Linked DNA regions of Homo sapiens: region 1 is linked to region 2. Evidence: chromatin loops called from intact Hi-C (ENCODE). Cell type or tissue: MCF 10A. All regions are shown on one strand. Links, peaks and the distances in the headings refer to the core of each region. The heading gives the core; the rest is flanking DNA.

Region 1 (8,000 bases), core at 1-8,000, 110 kb before region 2:
GCTGGGATTACAGGTGTGAGCCACTGTGCCCGGCCGGTCCTGCAAATTATGGAGCCCTTTCTCCCCTTAACCTAGGGGCTAGGGCAGGAGGGGATGAGAGGAAGGGGTCTCCCTCTCAGGGATGCCACAGGGGAGATGAGGCAGCCTTTGTCCAGATGGGCAGGAGGTGGCCCCAGGACTAGAGGGGAGACTGAGCAACCTTGGGTTGGAGGTGCTTCTTGGCCTGAGCGTGGCATCTGCAGGGGCCAGGGACTATGGGGTGCATTGTGCTAGAGTGGGCACAGGGGGCACACCAGAGTCTCAGTGTTTCTGGGAATGAGGCAGTTGTCAGGCTCTGGCAGGCAGGGATTCTGCTTGAAAGGGAGGGCAGAGGGCCCATCCCACAGATGTCAGATCCTGTGTGTGTTGGCCTCCTTCCCAGTTTCTTATAAATCTAGCAGAGTGGGTAAGTGCACAAACCCCAGAGCCACTCCACCTAAGTTCAGATTCTGGCTCTGCCTTTTACCAATCCTTGGGGAAAGATTTACCCTCTTTGTGCTTTAGTTTCCTCACCTGTAATAGAGGGATGACAACGATGCCCTTGTTAAATGAGTTAATATATGCAAAGTGCCTAGAACGGCGTCTGGCACACAGTAACCATTCAATGGATGTTAGCTATTATTTTTCATTTATTCAACCTGTGAATATGTATTAAGTATACACTTAGTAGTAGGCACAGCTGTGCTAGGTGCTGACACTAACTTTCACTGCAAAAAACAGAGTCCCTGGTCCAGCTGTGGAGATAAATTCTTAGTAACGCCCCAAGTGAGCGCCTGGACTTGGGAAATCCTACCACTGACCTGCAGAGCCCTGCTGGCTCAGCCTCTCCCTCCAATCTCCCACCCTCCTGCTGCAGTTTTTCTCTGTCCTGTGGAGTGAGGAGTTGCATGAGTCCTCTGGAGGAAGGAGGTGCTTCCAAAGTTTCCCTCCTCCAATTTCGTCGCAACCCTCCTGACTCCAGCAACTGGAACTTTAGGTTTGTTCTCTGGTGGAAGTGGGATCAGGAGACCCTGGGCTAGGACGCTGTCTTTGCCGCCAACATGCTGAGTGCCTTTGGACAAGTCCTCTGATGCCTTTGGGTCTGTTTCCTGTGGGGTGAGAGTTCCTGACCCCAGGATATTACAGAGACAAATGATGGTGTATAAAGAAAGATACAAAGAGGGGAGAGAGAGAGGAGAAGGAGGGGGGAGAGAGAGAGAGAAGGGGCATGAGTGAGCCAATGAAGAGGAGACTGTGATGTGAGGGAGGTGCCAGGGTCCCCTGAGATTTGCAGTGTTCACTCCGTGAGACTTGAGATCCCAGGGGCCGGGATAGGACATGGCCATCATCAGCACCTCGAGGGCTGTGTGCCTACCCAGAACAAGGCCCCCCATTAACTATGTGCAGCCAGTGGAAAGAGGAATGCCTACCCCCCCGCCAGCCGACGCCACGCCAGCCCTCGCCTCGTTGCCCACTCCCCTACTCTGAATGCAGAAGCCCAGGGTGCCACCTCCCCCTCTGCCTGCCCTGCCTCCACCTGCCAGAAAGCATTAGCTTCACTGTCTAGATTGGCATGGGGGCGCAAAGGCACCATGTTGCGGGGCCCAGGGCACCTGCTGGGGGTGGGGCTTGGGGTCAGGAAATACCTGGGCTAACCCCTGGAACCCTAGCATGCCCAGTGCCAATGAGCAAATGGCCCTAGAGCCATAGGGGTAAAGAGTGTAGTAAGAGGGGAAGGCTTGGAAGCTCAGAAACTTGGCCTGGGGAGCCCTTCTGACACCTTACTCCAGCCCCTTACCCCTAACCTCGGCTGGGACCTCCAGATGGGCAGATCAAGTCATTACACCCCACCATTTGCTTAGTGTTTGACCCCCTGGGAATGTGATCACTGGGAAGTTCTTCCTAGAGTCCCTCCTCCTTCCTATCATAGTGTCCCCAAGTTTCCCTCCTATTTTGGCCAGAGGGGAGAGAGCCCAAAGCTAACCCCTTCTTTGTTAGCCCCATAGGCAATGGTGGGGTGACCTGGGTTTCATTTCACTTTCTCCATGAGGAAGGGATCCTGGCCTATAAAGGCAACCTTGGAGACGCCACACCTGCCATCCCCAGGGATCCTGGAGGGGCTGCCTGCTGCTGAGGAGGTCAGAGGCCTCTCCCTGCTCCTCCTCAGAAATCCACACATCCACTCAGCCTGCCCGCCCCACAGTGTTCTGGGCTGCAGCTAGTCCAGGCAACATCTTTGTGAGAAATAGAAAAGGGTGCCCCTTGCCCCAGTGGCCCTACCACGTGGGGAGCGGGCAGAGTTGATGAGTGGGGCAGGAGCAGATTTTGTCCTCTGGTTGGCCCCTTGGCCAGACACCTTTGTCTAGACCAGGCCACAGTGGCATATTTCTATGAGTCAGCCTGGTCAATACTTAGTTAAAAAAAGTGATTTAAAACATATTTATAAAAGATTGCTTAAAGGAGGTTTATTCTATGGATTCCCTTGGATATCCTAAAGCCTTTCACTCGAAGTATGGTTCACAGCCCAGCAGCATAGCATCGGCATCATCTGTGAGTGTGTGAGGAATGCAGAAGCTCAGGCCTCAACCCTGACCTACTGAGCCAGAATCTTCATTTTAGGGTTTGCCAAGCACTGCCTCAAGCTTATTCATGGAATAAGTCAGATCATCAGTGGAGCTGCTGGACAGCCACTCTCTACTCCATCTCCTACAGAAATGCTTTTACCTAGTTTGTACTTAGGTGATGCACCATTGGTTTATATCCAGGTCTATAAGAAACAGCCCTATGGACATCACGGTTGATTTACTGCAAGGATGTGGTGAAGAAATGGGTTCAGACCAGAAGCCTGCTGCTCTGGTGGGGTATTTGGAAGAGGCAAGGAAGCATCAGCTTCATTTAGGATGTAAGGGGCTGACTGAGATGTCTCTTCCTCTGGGAAACCTTCCCTAATCCCTCAACTCTGGGGGAGGCCTCCCCTCTGTGTGCCTGCCCTGCCGCAAGGCTCATTCCCTTGGGTTCAGATTCCTGGTTACTTGTCTGTTTCTCAGACCAGGCTGGGACCCCCAAGAAAGCAGGGGCCTGGCCACCATTGCTCTCCTGGTATCCTCAGTGCTGGCCCAAGCCCTCTGCACATGGATGCTCAAAAATATTGGTGGAATGAGTAAAGAGATGAATGAGTGAATGAATGAATGAACAAATGACTGGCCAGAGGCTGGGAGGTACAGAGCAGAAAAAAAAAAAAAAACAAAAACCCTAGGCTGGAGCAGATGGACCTATTTGAGAGAGAGGGAGGGAGGGCAGCCCTCTTCAGACCTGGTAGTAGCACTAACCTGGCTCCACCACAGGCAGGAGCCCGAGGTGTGGCTTCCAACCCAGACGGCTGCGGTGAGGATGGAGCCGCACTGGGGAGCCTCTTAAGCTGCCAGCCAGTCAGCTCGTGGCCAGGCTTGGGTTTCATTAGAGTGAGACATCTGTTCTATAAACCCTTCCACTTAGAAGCTTTTGCCTTTCCTATTCATTCTCTTGATTTTTTTTAAAGAAAACTTCTTTTGAAAATTTCCATCCAATTCCAAACAAGCTAGGACGAACAAAGGTATGTGCCTGCCCCTAGGCTTGGATAGAGGACTCTAGCAACTTGAGGCTGTGGGTTCTTGAATCTCCACAGTGTGCCCGACACTTGCCTAGGCTCTGAAGATCCCAGATAAGTAAGACTTGAATTTTGCATTAACAGAGATTACAATTGGGTCAGAAAATTACCATTGTGTGCGTTAAGCATGAGGCAGGAGACAAGCATAGGCTGGTTGTGGGGGGACTTAGAAGGTGGGTAGGATGGGGCAGCAGTGGGAAGGAATGTGTCTCATTGTGGAATCCTGTGAAGATCCAGGGAACTGGGGCCAATGGCCAGTTAACCCTGGGAGAGAAGCCTGGCAACACCAAAGCCCATGGCCATGCCAGCAAATCTCAAGTGTTTATTGAGCATCTACTATGTGCCAGAGCCTGGGGAAAGTGCTGGGGATACACAGATGAGTATGATGAAACAATATACAGAAATAAACATCCAATTTCATTTAATGACATAAAAACTGAGAATTATTCATGAGATGCCATGGGAACCTAGAGGGGAGCCCTCAGAAAGCCTGAGGTTCACGAAGACTTTCAGAGTTTGTTTTTTTGAGACAGAGTCTCACTCTGTTACCGAGGCTGGAGTGCAGTGGTGTGATCTTGGTTCACTGCAACCTCTGCCTCCCAGCCCCCCAGGTTCAAGCAATTCTCCTGACTCAGCCTCCCAAGTAGCTGGGATTACAGGCATGTGCCACCACACCCGGCTAATTTTTATATTTTTGTAGAGATGGGGTTTCACCATGTTGGCCAGGCTGGTCTCAAACTCCTGGCCTCCAGTGATCCGCCTGCCTTGGCCTCCCAAAGTGCTGGGATTACAGGCGTGAGCCACTGCGCCTGGCCCAGAGTTTGTTTTTTTAAACTAAATATAATATACATAATAGAAAAGCGTACATATCATAAGTGTATAGCTTGGTACATTTCCATAAGCAAATACACTTGTGTAACCAGCACCTGGACCAAGAAAGAGAACATCATCAGCTTTCCAGAAGCCCTCCACCCCCATGCCCTCTGCTGGTCACTACCCACCCCCACAAAGATAGCAACGATCGTGATTTCTAACAACATAGGTAGGCTGTGCCTGTGTTTTGAACCTTATCATAAATGGGGCATTATTTTGCATCTGGCTTCTTTTCCTCACCATGTTTGAGGATTCACCCATGTTGTTGCTGGTGGTCATAGTTCGTTCATCCTCATTGTGGCATGGTACTTACTATGGGTGAATACAACCCAGTTTACGCATTCCACTGTCGATGGGCAACCAGACATGTTCTAGTTGGGAGTATCATGGCTACCACCGCTATGAGCAGTTTCGTACGGTTGTCTAGTGAGCATATGGATGTGTGTCTGTTGGTTAAGTCCCCAGCAATGGAATTGCTGGATCAGAGTAGATCCAAGGGAGTCTCAAGGGGGTGAGAATGACTTTCCTAGGTGGAGAAGTGTGGGATGGGTCACTGGCTTGGGCCAGTGATGGAGGGCGAGCAGAGGGAAGGACAGGAGGAAGCCACAGTGGGAAGAGGGGCTTGAGGACCAGCAGCACACTGAGGCTCTGCTGATTGTTCCCCGCTTACCTGGGTTAGTTTCCAGTGGCTGCCGTGACAAAGTACCGCAAACTGGGTGGCCTAAAACAACAGAAGTTTATTCTTTCACAGTTCTGGAGGCCAGAAACCCAATATCAAGATGTCAGCAGGGCCACATTCCTGTCAATGGCTCTAGGGGAGAACCCACTGCGTGCCTCTTCCAGCTTCTCGTGGTTACCACATCACTCCAATCTCTGCCTCTGTCTTCACCTCACCTTCTTCTCTGTGTGTGAGCTCTGCGTGTCTACACAAGGGCAATTGACATTGGATTTAGAGCCCACTCAGATAATCCAGGAGGATCTCCTCATCTCAAGATCTCTTACTTAGCTACATCTGCAAAGGCCGTTTTTTCAAGTAAGATCATATTCACAGGTTCCAGGGATTATGAGGTAGACACACCTTTAGGGAGGCCACCATTCATCCACCACACTTTCCCTCACTCCCATGCTAACACCCCCAGCTCATTTCCCCCCTTTGCACAGCTCTGAGGCAGGCCACTTTCTGATGGCAAATCATGTCTCTCTTGGCCAGCTCAGGCCAAGCTTCCTCCAGGAAGCCCTCCCTGACCCACAGGTACTTGAGATTCCTCCAGCACTAATGTATAAGGCTCTGTCCAGCAGTATCTGTGGGTCTGAATCTCTCCTCAGACCGAAGTTTCCTGAGGGCAGGGAACACACACTGTTCACAGGGGCACACACACTTTCTCCAGTGCTCATCCAGGGCTCTGCATAAACTGGTTCTGGCAATAAGGAACTTGGGCTGAAGTCACCTTTCCAGCAGTGTCTGGTCCAGCCAGGGCATCATGCCCAGTAACAGCCCCGATGTCCAACACTTCCCCATGTCCTCTTCTCCCCCTAGACACTGCCACCTTAGGGGTCCTGGCTGTTACTTCGTCCCAGGGCCTGACTGGTAGTCTTAGTTACACACACAACACAGGGGAGGGAGGAAGGAGCTTGGGGCAAAGGGAGGGAGTCCAGCCCTTTGCCTTTCCTTGGAGAAGGCAAGGGAGACAGGAATGCCTTTGGCTGGGAGACCCTGGCCAGAGATCAGAAGATCAAAGGATGAGAAGATCAGGGGCGAGGCAGGTGGCACTCACTTGGAGGCACCAGAGAGAAGCGGCAGCTGCTGCCTCCTAAGGGCAGGGCTGACCCAGAACGCCCTCCTCTACCCACAGCCTCCCCAGCCTATCTTTCCTAACTTTATAGCCCTGCTTCTCCACCAGGAGGGGCTCTGTTGGTTACATGCAGGTGAGGAGAGGGATGTCCACTGACATTCATGCTACACCCATGGGTTCTCCCATTTAAACCTCACAACATTATCTTATGGGGAATATTAGATACTATTTTATAGATGCAGAAACTGAGGCACAGAGAGGAAAGGAACTAGTCCAATATCAAACAACTGCTAAGTGTTAGGGCCAAGATACAAACTCTGGCAGTCTGACCCCAGAGCCACTGAGGATTACATTATAAGGGCAGGCAGAGAACTCTATTCAGTCCAACTGCAGCATGAGGGAGTGAGGCTAGGTATCAGGAAGGACTTCTTGTTGGGCAGGTATTTTAGATCCAGATCTTGGATCTAGTCTTTCTATAGCTCTGATGAACCAAATAGTTCGGGAGTTAGGGAAGAGGGCAGATGGGTGGGGCGCTATCCAGAGGGAAGGGCATACGAGAGAAGCGGCAGAACGAGAGAGGATCAGCGCGGAGGGTGGCGGGCACTGGACCGCAGAACTGGCACTCGAGGTCCCAGGGGCCGGAATGCGCTTGGAGGGAGAGGGCCGCTCAGCGAGGGCGGGACAGAACCTCTCCCGGGCTGGGAGTGCACGGCGCGGTGCGCCCAGGTAGGCTTGGGGGAAGGGTGCCGAGCTCCGGAAAGTTCCACAGGTCCTCCGCAGCCCTGGGGAGCAGGACCCAGAAACCGACGCGACGGGTGGGGCGCTACCCGGGCCGGCCCTAATCCCCTTCCATTGTTCTGGGAGCCGAGGCCGCCTCCCCACTTCCGGACCCTTTCAGCCATGGAGCGGGCGGCGCGGGCAGGGGCGGGCAGGGGCACGGCCAGGCGGGCTGGGGTGGGCAGGGGCGCGCGCGCGAGGCTGGTCCCCGCCCCCGGGGCCGCCGCTTAGCTCCCGGGTACGTGCGTGCAGCTAGGGGCTCCACTGAACCACCTGGCGTGGGTTCGCGCTGCCAATTCTTAACTTTGTGGCACAGTGGGAAGTAACTTGATATTTCCGAATCTCCGTTTCTTCATTTAAAATGGGAATAAATAATGCTTCGTTCCCTGACCTATTAAAAAGGATCAAATTAAATGAAACCAAGGATGTTCAAGAGCTCTATAAACTGCAAAGACGTGGAGTGGGGGTCTGGAGAGGCGGAAAGGTGGCGAAACCTCTTAATTTTGCTGAACCTCATCTGTAAAATGGGTCAGTGAAATCTTTAGCACAGTGTGTGATCCAGCAAACGTAGCTCTTTTTATTATATGCTCTGAACTTTATCTTCTGCTCTTTTCTCCTAGATTCAAATTGAGTCTGGGATCCTGTCCAATTTAGAAAACCCTCTGGCTAGGGTAGGGGTAAATGGTGTTTGGGTGCACCTGGGTGTGTGTGTGTGTGTGTGTGTGTGTGTGTGCGCGCGCGCGCGTTGGTGAGTTGAGTTGCTGGGTTGGGAAGGAGGGTGCTCTGATGTAAAAGAAAAGCTCCCATCTGGGATGGGGTTAGTGAGGGTGGTGGGGGTGGTGAGGGTGGGACTCTGAATAGAGGGCTTTCTCCAGTTTTCCACCCCCAGACAC
Region 2 (11,971 bases), core at 1-8,000:
ACTTCTTTCTGGAGAGCAGGGGTGGGCAGGGAGTGAAAGGTAGAGAGGAGGAAATGCCAGGACTCTGTGGGCACGACTCAGCCTCCGACCTGCCCTGATGGTGTCTGGGCCAGGAGCAGCTTCACAGTCTTCCTGCCTCCTGGGAAAGCTCCCAACTGATGGTGTTTACCCTTTAAGTGAGGAGGAAGGATCCACACAGGAAACAGACTTTGTGAACCAAAGATGGAACAAGTGCAACAAACAGAGTCACCTATCCATTGCCCTGTATGATGGAGGAAGAGCCCACAGGATGCTGTCTCTTAAACCTGAAGATTGTACAGTTACCTTTTGAAGACAAGCCATTCTTTCCCCAACTTGGGTCTTCAGACACATTTCCAGTCTGACCTGAGAAACTTGTCTTATTCTTTAAAAAGCCTTTCAGTGATGGATTATCACTGCAAAAAATGTTTTGTCTTTATAGATTATAAAATGTTCTAGATTCTCATTTCAAAATTCGTATAGAATTTGTGGACCTCCAGCATGTCTGCAACCCCCTAGAGTTCACAGGCCCTAGTTTGAGAAACACTGCAAAAGTGAATAAGAAAAAAAAAGTGTAAGGCCGGGCACGGTGGCTCACGCCTGTAATCCCAGCACTTTGGGAGGCCGAGGCAGGCGGATCACAAGGTCAGGAGATCCAGACCATCCTGGCTAACACCATGAAACCCCATCTCTAAAAAAATACAAAAAATTAGCCAGGCGTGGTGGCGGGCGCCTGTAGTCCCAGCTGCTCAGGAGGCTGAGGCAGGAGAATGGCGTGAACCCAGGAGGCAGAGCTTGCAGTGAGCCGAGATCATGCCACTGCACTCCAGCCTGGGCAACAGAGCGAGACTCCATCTCAAAAAAAAAAAAAAAGTGTAAAGCCTGGACTTAGAATTGAAAAGAACATTAAAGATGATCTAGTCCAGCCTCTGACTCAGGTAGAAGTGCTTTCTCTCCCATTGGGGACTTTCTGTTTAGTATCATCAGTGACAAATTATGTTCAGCTCATGCATCTGTAAATCTCCTGAACCCTCCCCACCCCCTGACCCCCCAAAGTAATCAGTCCCTTGCCTGGGAAAGCATGATGGTTAAACATCTGGGCTCTGTAGTCAGACAAACCTGCATCTGAATTCTAGTCTATTGCTGTGAGGCTGCAGGCAAGCCACTTAACTTCAATGAGCCTCAGTCTCCTTATCTGTCACCTGCCTCACATGGATGTTGTGAAGGTTAATGGGACCATGAAGATGAGGACTGACTGGGCACAGTACCTGGTGCCGAATAAGAACTCAAGAAATGTTAACCCTTATTGTTCAGTGAATCTATTAGCTGAAAATTTTTTTCTAATTGATACATAATAAATGTATGTATGGGGGGCACATGTGATTATTTAATACATTCATATAATGTATATAAAGATCAAATCAGAGTAATCGGGATATCCTTTGCCTTAAAAATTTGTCTTTTCTTTATGCTAGGAACATTCAAATTATTCCCTTCTAGCTAGTAAATAAATCTGTTAGTTGATGGCACTCATTGTAGCATGACAATTTGTTTCCTTATTAGTCTCCACAAGCTCTTTGAGAGCAGGTCCATCTCTTATTCATCCCTGAAATTCTTCTGCATTTGCCCAGTGCCAGAATTGCACTCAGCAGATGTGGACCTACTCTGCACCTGTTGAAGGTGGGGTGTTCCTTTGCTGGACAGCTCTAATTGTGGGAACTTACTCTTGTTAGGAAGTAGTAGAGTGTCTCCATTCGAATCATAATTTGCCTCGTTCTACAGTCCATCCATTGATCCTGGTTCTACCCTCTGGGGCAAAACAGCATGTAGAAGTCAAATTCCTTTACCCCTAACAGTCCTTCAGCCCTTTGAGGACGGCCATGATACCCCCACTTACTCTTACCTCCTCCAAGTTAAACACCGCCCAGTTGCTTTGACTGTTTCTCTCACAAATGGCTTCTGCTCTCCCACCCCCTAGTTCACTCGTTCACGTCTAAACACACTGCAGCTCACTGATGTTTTTCTTAATGTGTAGTTTTCACAACTGGACACAAAATTACAGTGACAGCCCAGCCAGAGTAGAGAATGTGTGATCACTAGCATACATTATTGAAACAGCTTCCACTCCAACTCGAAGCAGCACTTGTGGGTAAGGCTGACTGGAGAGGACATAGAGCCCTGACTAATAGAAAGAGAAGGTCTAGGTGAAATGTTTGCTGTGCACTCTTCAGTGCAGATAATCCACATGTGGATAATAGGAAGCTGACCAAATCTTTACCCCCAAGGGTAGAAATGGATGTGCCGGGTTGCTAGAATGAACAGTGCTGAGCAGAGTTAGTAAGGGACATCTTAAAGGAGGGGGCATTTGGAGAAAGGTAGGGCTTGACTGACACCAAGACCCAGGACCCTGCATCACTTTGTCTCTCCTTTCAGATGACCAGGACCTGGATGAGCTCCAGCTGGAGATGGAGGACTCAAAGCCACACCCCAGTGTCCAGTGTAGCCCTACTCCAGGTGAGGTGGTGTCTGGGGAATGGGGACGAGGGGGAATGGAGAAAGGGCACCCAACCACCTAGTTGAGGTATTAGTTCAGCCTGGCATGTCTGCAGCCACATTCTTTGCCTGACTCCCAGCCTGCTGCAAGAGGGCCCTCCTTTCGTAATTCCTGGGGAAGGAACTGGAGTTCTTTCCCTTGGGTGGCTGCTTGAGGGGAGTAGCATGAATGGAGGCGAAGTCAAGCAATCAGCCAATTAGCATTTATGCATCCAGGATAAAACTACTGTTACACAGGAGAGAAGCAGGAAAGAATGCCTTGACCCCATTGCTCAGGGTGGCACGTGGGACTGCTTTTGAGTAATCCCTCAGTCTAAGACCCATACCACAGAATCCTAGAGCCAGGTGGGACTCCAACAGGTCACCTTCTCCATCCCTCCCTGCTCCATCCCAGGAAGATTACAGTCTCTGTTAAAACTCTGCACAGTGGAAAAACTCCATAGTATCCCTGGGTAAGTCCTTACAGCACCATCTAACGCTTATAGTTGCGGAAGCCTCCTTTAGCATCTAACCTAAATCCATCCTGCTATAAAGAAAGCAAAAAAGAAAATTCTCTTTCTCTTTGGTGCAATTCAACTTGAGACATTTAGAGTGAGGAAGTCCCTTCGCTTGCATATAAAATGCTAACAGGCCACAGAAGGTGGCAAGCAGCATGCTACTTAGGCAAGGATGGGATTCTTCAGAATGAACAGAAGTGATGAACAGTTTGCTTCTTCTATTTCGTTCCACCTCCGTTTTCCAGTTTTCCAGCTTTCTCTGGCCCAGGACCCTTGCCTTCTCCCTTTACCCTCTCTAAAGCCTATAGAGTGATTGCCTGGCCTTGCCCAGCCCGAGTTTTCAGTGCTTGGTGACAACAGCACGCCCTCTAGTGCCAGCTTGGGGCCAGAGCACTAACCCAACCTGGAGGAAGCAGGTGCTGCTTCTGACTTGGAAAAACACACATGCTGCATTCACAATGCCATGGAAATTTCACCTCTGAAAACCAGTAATCAGCAGGGATGAGGTAAAAGAGGAAGTTCCAAAAGACAAAGTCCAACTCGAGCTTGCTTCTAAAATAACTCACACCAAATGGTCAAATAATTATGGTACATTTTATGGTACATAAAATATGTTTTGAGTAATATAAAAATATTTCTCTGGGAAAAAATTTGGGAAAGTCTGCTTGATAAAAATGTGACTTAAAGAGAACGAGAAACGCATATACAGTTGTCTTAGTCCGCTTCGTGTTGCTATAACAGAATACCTAAGGCTAGGTAATTTATAAAGGAAAGAGTTTTGTTTGACTCACAATTCTGGTGGCTGGGAGGTTCAAGATTGGACAGCTGCATGTGATGAGGGCCTCAGGCTGCTTCAACTTGTGATGGAAAGCAGAAGGGGAGTGGGTATGTGCAAATAGATCACAGGGTGAAAGAGAAGCCAGACTCCCTTTAACAACCCACTCCTAGGGAACTAATCCATTCCCTGGATTGATTGAGAACTCACTCACCCTCACAGAAGGACATTAATCTGTTCCTGAGGGATCTGTCCCCATGACCCAGACACCTCCCACTAGGCCCCACCTCCAACATTCCCACATTGGGGGATTCCATTTCAGCATGAGTTTTGGTGCAGACAAACCATATCCAAATGATAACAACAGTAAAATCTTAATTTAGCTTGAAAACCTATATGTATGTATGTATTTTTTAAAGACTGGACGGAAGCATACCAAAATAATGAGTTATCTCTGAGAGGTGAAGTCTCATGTCATTTTAATGTTTTCATGTTATATTTTCAAATTTTCTACAGTTATCACCTATTATATTTGGTAATAAGAAAGAAAAGGTTTAAAAATAGCTCCCACAAAAGCCTCTCAAATTCCCAAGCTACCAAGAAACACATTGAAGAACAAGAGTGGAAAGCCAAAGAAAATGAAGAAATAATATTTCCAAAGTTACAAGGTGATTTAGGAACAGACTTTGGAGAGAGGGATGGAAAACACCAGGATCTCACGCATCTCGTGTGGACCTAGGTTGGAAAACCCCAGAAGTCATCTGTATTTTGATTTACTGTACTTGAGGCAATTTACCTCCGAAATACTGATTGACTGACAAGTATTCAATGTGGTCTGTACCCCTCTCACAGAGCAAGGGAGAGCCAGCCTGGTATAATATTTGGTCAGGACTCTCCCACAGTGGAGGACTTAGTGGATCACTGGGGACTGACTGAGAGAAACAGAGCCTCAGGCATAGACTGGTTACTGTCTGGGCAGTCCCTCATGCCTCTGTCCCTACCCACCATAGCTCCCAATTCTGATACCCTCTCCACTCCTTGATGGCAGCCTGTCCTTCCTTTCTTTCCAGTGCTGTCCTTCACTTAACATTTCCTCAATATCTGGGTTTGTACTGTATTAATTTGTACCATGTGTGTGTTTTTTTGTTTTTTTTTTGTTTTTTTGGGGAGAGAGAGAGTCTTGCTCTGTTGCCCAGGCTGGAGTGCAGTAGAGCAATCTTAGCTCACTGCAACCTCCGTCCCCCGGGTTCAAGTGATTCTTCTGCCTCAGCCTCCCAAGTAGTTGGGACTACATGTGCGTGCCACCACACCCAGCTAATTTTTTGTATTTGTAGTAGAGATGGGGTTTTGCTTTGTTGGCCAGGCTGGTCTCAAACTCCTGACCTCAGACAATCCATCCGCCTCAGCCTCCGGAAGTGCTGGAATTATAGTCGTGAGCCACCATGCCTGGCCTATATGCGTTCTATGTTCTGGTGTATTGAGAGGAGGGTTAGGGTTCACCCCACTTGCAGCTCTTCGGAAGAAGAGTCGTGTATGTCCCACAGCTGGGAGTTCTCTAAGGTGAGAGAACCTCCAACTTGGAGTTCTCTGGGGCCAGAAACAGGGTCAGCCTCCCTTAGACTGGGAGTTTTCCGAGGGCAAGGGCCATGTTCATCTCCTTTTGATTGGAAATTCTCTGAATACAGAGGCTGACCTTGGTCCTGAAGACCTGGTCCCACCATCCTCTGGCCCAGGGTTAATGTCTGATCTCTCCTACAGGCCCCTTCAAGCCCTGTGAGTACCTCTTTGAAAGCTGGGGCATCCGCCTGGCCGTGTGGGCCATCGTGTTGCTCTCCGTGCTCTGCAATGGACTGGTGCTGCTGACCGTGTTCGCTGGCGGGCCTGTCCCCCTGCCCCCGGTCAAGTTTGTGGTAGGTGCGATTGCAGGCGCCAACACCTTGACTGGCATTTCCTGTGGCCTTCTAGCCTCAGTCGATGCCCTGACCTTTGGTCAGTTCTCTGAGTACGGAGCCCGCTGGGAGACGGGGCTAGGCTGCCGGGCCACTGGCTTCCTGGCAGTACTTGGGTCGGAGGCATCGGTGCTGCTGCTCACTCTGGCCGCAGTGCAGTGCAGCGTCTCCGTCTCCTGTGTCCGGGCCTATGGGAAGTCCCCCTCCCTGGGCAGCGTTCGAGCAGGGGTCCTAGGCTGCCTGGCACTGGCAGGGCTGGCCGCCGCGCTGCCCCTGGCCTCAGTGGGAGAATACGGGGCCTCCCCACTCTGCCTGCCCTACGCGCCACCTGAGGGTCAGCCAGCAGCCCTGGGCTTCACCGTGGCCCTGGTGATGATGAACTCCTTCTGTTTCCTGGTCGTGGCCGGTGCCTACATCAAACTGTACTGTGACCTGCCGCGGGGCGACTTTGAGGCCGTGTGGGACTGCGCCATGGTGAGGCACGTGGCCTGGCTCATCTTCGCAGACGGGCTCCTCTACTGTCCCGTGGCCTTCCTCAGCTTTGCCTCCATGCTGGGCCTCTTCCCTGTCACGCCCGAGGCCGTCAAGTCTGTCCTGCTGGTGGTGCTGCCCCTGCCTGCCTGCCTCAACCCACTGCTGTACCTGCTCTTCAACCCCCACTTCCGGGATGACCTTCGGCGGCTTCGGCCCCGCGCAGGGGACTCAGGGCCCCTAGCCTATGCTGCGGCCGGGGAGCTGGAGAAGAGCTCCTGTGATTCTACCCAGGCCCTGGTAGCCTTCTCTGATGTGGATCTCATTCTGGAAGCTTCTGAAGCTGGGCGGCCCCCTGGGCTGGAGACCTATGGCTTCCCCTCAGTGACCCTCATCTCCTGTCAGCAGCCAGGGGCCCCCAGGCTGGAGGGCAGCCATTGTGTAGAGCCAGAGGGGAACCACTTTGGGAACCCCCAACCCTCCATGGATGGAGAACTGCTGCTGAGGGCAGAGGGATCTACGCCAGCAGGTGGAGGCTTGTCAGGGGGTGGCGGCTTTCAGCCCTCTGGCTTGGCCTTTGCTTCACACGTGTAAATATCCCTCCCCATTCTTCTCTTCCCCTCTCTTCCCTTTCCTCTCTCCCCCTCGGTGAATGATGGCTGCTTCTAAAACAAATACAACCAAAACTCAGCAGTGTGATCTATAGCAGGATGGCCCAGTCCCTGGCTCCACTGATCACCTCTCTCCTGTGACCATCACCAACGGGTGCCTCTTGGCCTGGCTTTCCCTTGGCCTTCCTCAGCTTCACCTTGATACTGGGCCTCTTCCTTGTCATGTCTGAAGCTGTGGACCAGAGACCTGGACTTTTGTCTGCTTAAGGGAAATGAGGGAAGTAAAGACAGTGAAGGGGTGGAGGGTTGATCAGGGCACAGTGGACAGGGAGACCTCACAGAGAAAGGCCTGGAAGGTGATTTCCCGTGTGACTCATGGATAGGATACAAAATGTGTTCCATGTACCATTAATCTTGACATATGCCATGCATAAAGACTTCCTATTAAAATAAGCTTTGGAAGAGATTACACATGATGTCTTTTTCTTAGAGATTCACAGTGCATGTTAGTGTAATAAAGAGATAAGTCCTACAGTAGTAAAATCTATTGAACTTTGTTTACCCAGTTCCCTGAATTATTTGGTAACAGGTTTTTGTCTGCTTATTTGGTTTTCCTGGAATATCTATTAACATGACAGAACTTAGCACTGTTCTCTCCCAGGGAGCTCATCTCTGTACCACCTAGTGCTACCGAGTGACATCACAAAATGCCACCACTTCCTGAAAGCCCCGATCCTAGAATGAACTGCCAGAGGTAATTGATGACTCCATCCACCAGTAGAGACACTCAGCACTTTACCTCCCACCTCTCTTATCCTATGCTGGGAAGGATGAGGAGAAGCCTGCCGTTGTGGTTCCAGACTCAGACCCCTGAGTTGGGGCAGGGAGAAAGGGATCCCTGTGTGTTCTCTCACCACCCTGCCATCAACCCCAGCAAGCCCAAGCACCAGTGAAAGTTTGTCTGCTGCAAGAGGGATAGTAGGGTTCCTGGGTCCTGGCAGGGCTGTCTGGATTCCCTCTGGCTCTTTGTTGCCTTCTTATGCTTCTCCACCAGATGCCCCTGCCACCTCCTGTCACAAGCCAGGTCCTGCCTACTCTTTGGGACAAGGAGGCCTTAGCCAGAAAACAGGAGAGATTTGAATTGTAGATATTGCATTTTAGGAAATTGTAGTTTTCTGGGACCCTGGGTGTCTCAGATAGGCCGCTGACCCTTCTGCCTCTCCCCTCATGACCTTTCTACCTGTGGTTTACCACGTGTCTCTGAGCATTTCCAGAATGCCCCCCTCACCCAGCCCCAAACACACACATATTCAATCTGAGAGTGAGGCGGTAAGAGCTGGGGCATCCTTCCAGACATTAAAGGTAATTCTTGGAGACATAAAAAGAGAATCCAAGACTCAGCAAAGGGCAAGACTTGCTCTAGAGTACCCCAACATCAGTCACATCTACAAGACAGGAGTCTAGAATTCTGAGACCAGATGGAAAACAATCTTCTTCCTGAATTCTGGCAGGTCCTCAGCCAGGCCCTATCCCCAGGGGCTCCACTATTAAAACAACAAACCTGAGGAAAACCCTTCTTCTAATTTTGTAGTTCAAGTTTCTGCAGCTTAGCTTCTCTGCTATCTCCCTGCTGTCCCCAATGCCTAGTGGAAATTCTGACACAGGACAAAAAGGCTGCCTAGGCTGAGGTAGGTAGGGTAGCTCCATGGGTGAAACTTGCTACATTTCTAAATCTTATCTGACTAATTGCCTGGTCTCTTATAGGCTCTGAAGCAGAATGCGCTGACCTTGTAATCCCAGAAGAATCTTAGGGTCCTACCATGAGGCCAGCCTCGCTGTAGGTACTCGCTAATGATGGCAGGTGTATTTATCAGTTGTTTATTTGAGAACCCTGCTCTCCCAATTTCCCCAGGGCTGATCAAGAGCCCTTAAAGGAAGGAGTTTGCTCTACTTTGGATACTGAGAATTGGTGACTCTTATCAGGGAAAGGAGTTCTTTGCTTCAGGGATGACAAAACTTGTACAATTTTTGGGAGCCTTGACTTGTAAAAAGTCACCCCAGATCCCTTCTCACTTCTTGCCCACGCCATGTGATCATTGTTCCCCTTGGAGTTAGGGAGTCTGTGTTGAGGTGGAGCACAGTGACCATGTGTTAGAGGTTTAGGAGTTACAGGAACTGCTCCCTACAGGTGGCCTCTTCTATGAAAAGGGGACCGATGATTTTTGGCTGCAAGCTGAAGGGTAGCACCACTGTCACCTTATCACCTGCTTCTAAAGATCCAGACGTCTGCTGGCCAGAGGAGCATCTGCTGAACCTTCTCATTAGAGGAAAGGTGTGGAGGAAGGGAGTGGAGGTGTTTGCCATGAACTATTTTCATTATTCAGAAAGTCTGGTCGATGTACACTTACCCGAAATAAAGCTGAGCAGTACAGTTTCTTTGTTTTTTGATTTTGACTGAATTTCTAGCAAGTCAGTATGTTATTTTGACTGAATTTCTAGCAAGTCAGTATGTTATTCCTTTGGTTATCTTCATTATGATCCACAGAAGATTATGTATGTCTTTGATCACAAAATCAAAAAACAAATTATTCATTGCATGCAAATGCATTTTGTTGGGTTGGCAAAATCTTCCAGAATGGTATCCATGGGGAAGAATCTGTCCAAGAGGGCTGTAGTGGTGGCAACGCTGAGAACTGCTGACTGGGTGTGTGTTGCCCTGTGCTCTGTGTGCAGTGCATTGGCAACTGGTGCCAACCACAATCTCATCTCAGACCGATTTGTGGAAGAGAACCTCTTATGGCAGAAATGGTTTTTATAAGCAACTTTGAACATACCAATGGTGAAATCCAAAAAACGCAGAGCTGAGATTTGAAGACTATGGATGAACAGAGCCCCTAGCTGGGACTTCTCCTTGCTTTCCTCTCTCCTCCTCTAGCCTCCAATATCTTTCTAGTTTCCCTTTCCAGGAAGAATAAAAGGTCTAAAGAGTAGGGGAAAGGAAAAAGGAAGAGCTGACAATAAATAGGCCTGAGTGACAATAACGGGAAGTTGCTAGAATGCTTTTTTGTTTGTTCTTCTATGTTTTCTTTAAATTTTTTTACCTTTTTTAAGCATTTTTATTTATTTTTTATTTTTTTATTTCTTATTTCATAAACCAACATCAGAACTACAGTAGCTAGAACCCTTGATCCCGTCTGGTACCATCTAACTACCTCTGCTCTGCTTTATAGCAAGCTCTCCCAACCCCCACCCACCCACCACCCACCACCCCCCACCTCGCACCCCGCCCCCCACATCACTTCTGGGTTTCAGTTCCATGCTCTCTCCAGTTGCTTGAAGTATAAGGATTGTCAAGATGTAAATATTTGGATTCTTCTGTATAATAAAGCACAAGTGAAGTACGATGTGTGTCCCTCAACTCCTTTCTGCTGCCTCTGGTGGAGCCATGGAAGTGGCCAGAGGTATTTGAGAGAGGAGTGATCAGTGGCAAGGCTCTTCCTTAACCTGTCTTCTGAGTTCTGGGGCACCTAGGGCACAGCCAAGGAGGCTCAGAGTTGAAGTTTGGAGGCATCAGAATCCATTCCACTCACCTATATCAAAGTGCCCTTTGTGTGCTTGCCAGTGGATTAGACATAGAAAAATCTAAAGAAAGCAGTGGGCTGGGCGCGGTGGCTCACGCCTGTAATCCCAGCACTTTGGGAGGCCGAGGCGGGCGGATCACGAGGTCAGGAGATCGAGACCATCCTGGCTAACACGGTGAAACCCTGTCTCTACTAAAAATATTAAAAAAAATTAGCCAGGCATCGTGGCAGGCACCTGTAGTCCTGGCTACTCGGGAGGCTGAGGCAGGAGAATGGCGTGAGCCTGGGAGGTGGAGCTTGCAGTGAGCCGAGATTGCGCCACTGCACCCCAGCCTGGGCAACAGAGCGAGACTCTGTCTCAAAAAAATAAATTTAAAAAAATAAAAATAAAATAAAAATAAAAATAAATAAAGCAGTGAGCAGGTTGGGCCTTCATTATTCAGACCCTGAACACCTTCTCAGACCCAACCCTTAATGCTGGGGTTTCCTGATAATGTGAACCCCAAAGAATCAGCTTGCTTTCCTGGCCTTGAGTGCACTCTCTCACTCACTCTCTGCCTTGGGAATCTTTACCCCCCTGTCCCTGGCCCAGCCTTGCTTCAGAGTGGGATGATGCCCTCAAGACAACCAGGTAGCCCCTTCTCAGGGGAGGGAAGATGGAGTTCAACAAAACTTGCAATCATGGGGCCAAGGTGCTAGCCCCAGAATGGTATTAGGGCTTTACTGATCTAATGCCTGACTCCCTTCTGAGTGGAAAACTGGTGCCTTCATGAGTACCTGCCCTCCACTCTTGAAAACAGAGTATTTCAAACCCTCCATCTTTCTGGCTCAACTACAGGGAAGACCATTTCTTCAGCTGTTCTTCTTAGACTGGATTAAGAGACAGAAACTCAGGAGTTAACTCAAGTAAGTACGTGTTTCTTGAGAGGATCCATGTGAAGCAATAAGAGAGGCAGAATCTCAGCAAATAGATCCAAGGCCAAAAAGAACAGTAAGACTGGGCCTTGTGGTACCTGAAACTAGAGGCCATTCTGAATTTAGTCTGTGATTATTCCCTGTGGTGCCCACAATTAGCCGGTTCAGCTGCTCTCTGGAGGCCTGTTTTTATAGCTATCTGCTTCTCAACCACAATCAGCTGCTCCCACCCACCCCTTTTGTTTAAAAAGCTTTTCATAAATTTAATCTTTGAATAATACATTCACGTGGTTCAAATAACACGTTCTTAACAAGCTTCCCTCCCATCTCTGTCCCTACTGGCTCGCTTCCCAAGCCCTCATTGGTTACCACTGTTATTAGTTTCTTATATATCCTCCCAGAGTTTTGAAAATATATATACCAGCAAGATGCATATATATGCTTATTTTTCCTTTTTACCCAAAGTAGCACACCACAGTTCTGCTTCTGCTTTTTTAACCTGTAATATAGCTCAAAGACGTTTCCACATCAGTAAAGAAAGCATTCTAACATTTTTGAAGCAGGTTATATAGCCCATTATGTAGATGTATCATGATTTCAT

The links. A loop is a pair of places that touch in the nucleus more often than their neighbours do. Peaks named below come from ENCODE experiments on the same cell type or tissue, not always from the same donor. Only the 100,000 strongest peaks of a DNase experiment are listed, where the experiment ranks them.
Region 1: a loop joins it to region 2, with 8 times the contacts of the local background. A loop is called at or near these places in 10 of 110 quality-filtered maps.

What each region holds. Positions count from the first base shown.
Region 1 is chr1:202,207,182-202,215,181 of GRCh38, forward strand. All of the region lies in intron 1 of LGR6 (leucine rich repeat containing G protein-coupled receptor 6), which reads left to right. Among named protein-coding and RNA genes, the nearest start is that of LGR6, 17 kb to the left of the region's middle. RefSeq lists enhancers at 6,479-6,979, 6,980-7,480. In MCF 10A, for the core only: CTCF peaks have their summits at 315, 3,357 and 6,420 (motif pointing right); DNase peaks (open chromatin) are centred at 380 and 6,430.
Region 2 is chr1:202,312,351-202,324,321 of GRCh38, forward strand. LGR6 (leucine rich repeat containing G protein-coupled receptor 6) reads left to right here. Exons shown (of 18, transcript NM_001017403.2): 17 at 2,452-2,532; 18 at 5,602-7,411. The coding sequence ends at 6,857. Among named protein-coding and RNA genes, the nearest start is that of UBE2T, 24 kb to the right of the region's middle. RefSeq lists a silencer at 6,071-6,231. In MCF 10A, for the core only: a CTCF peak has its summit at 3,461 (motif pointing left); a DNase peak (open chromatin) is centred at 3,431.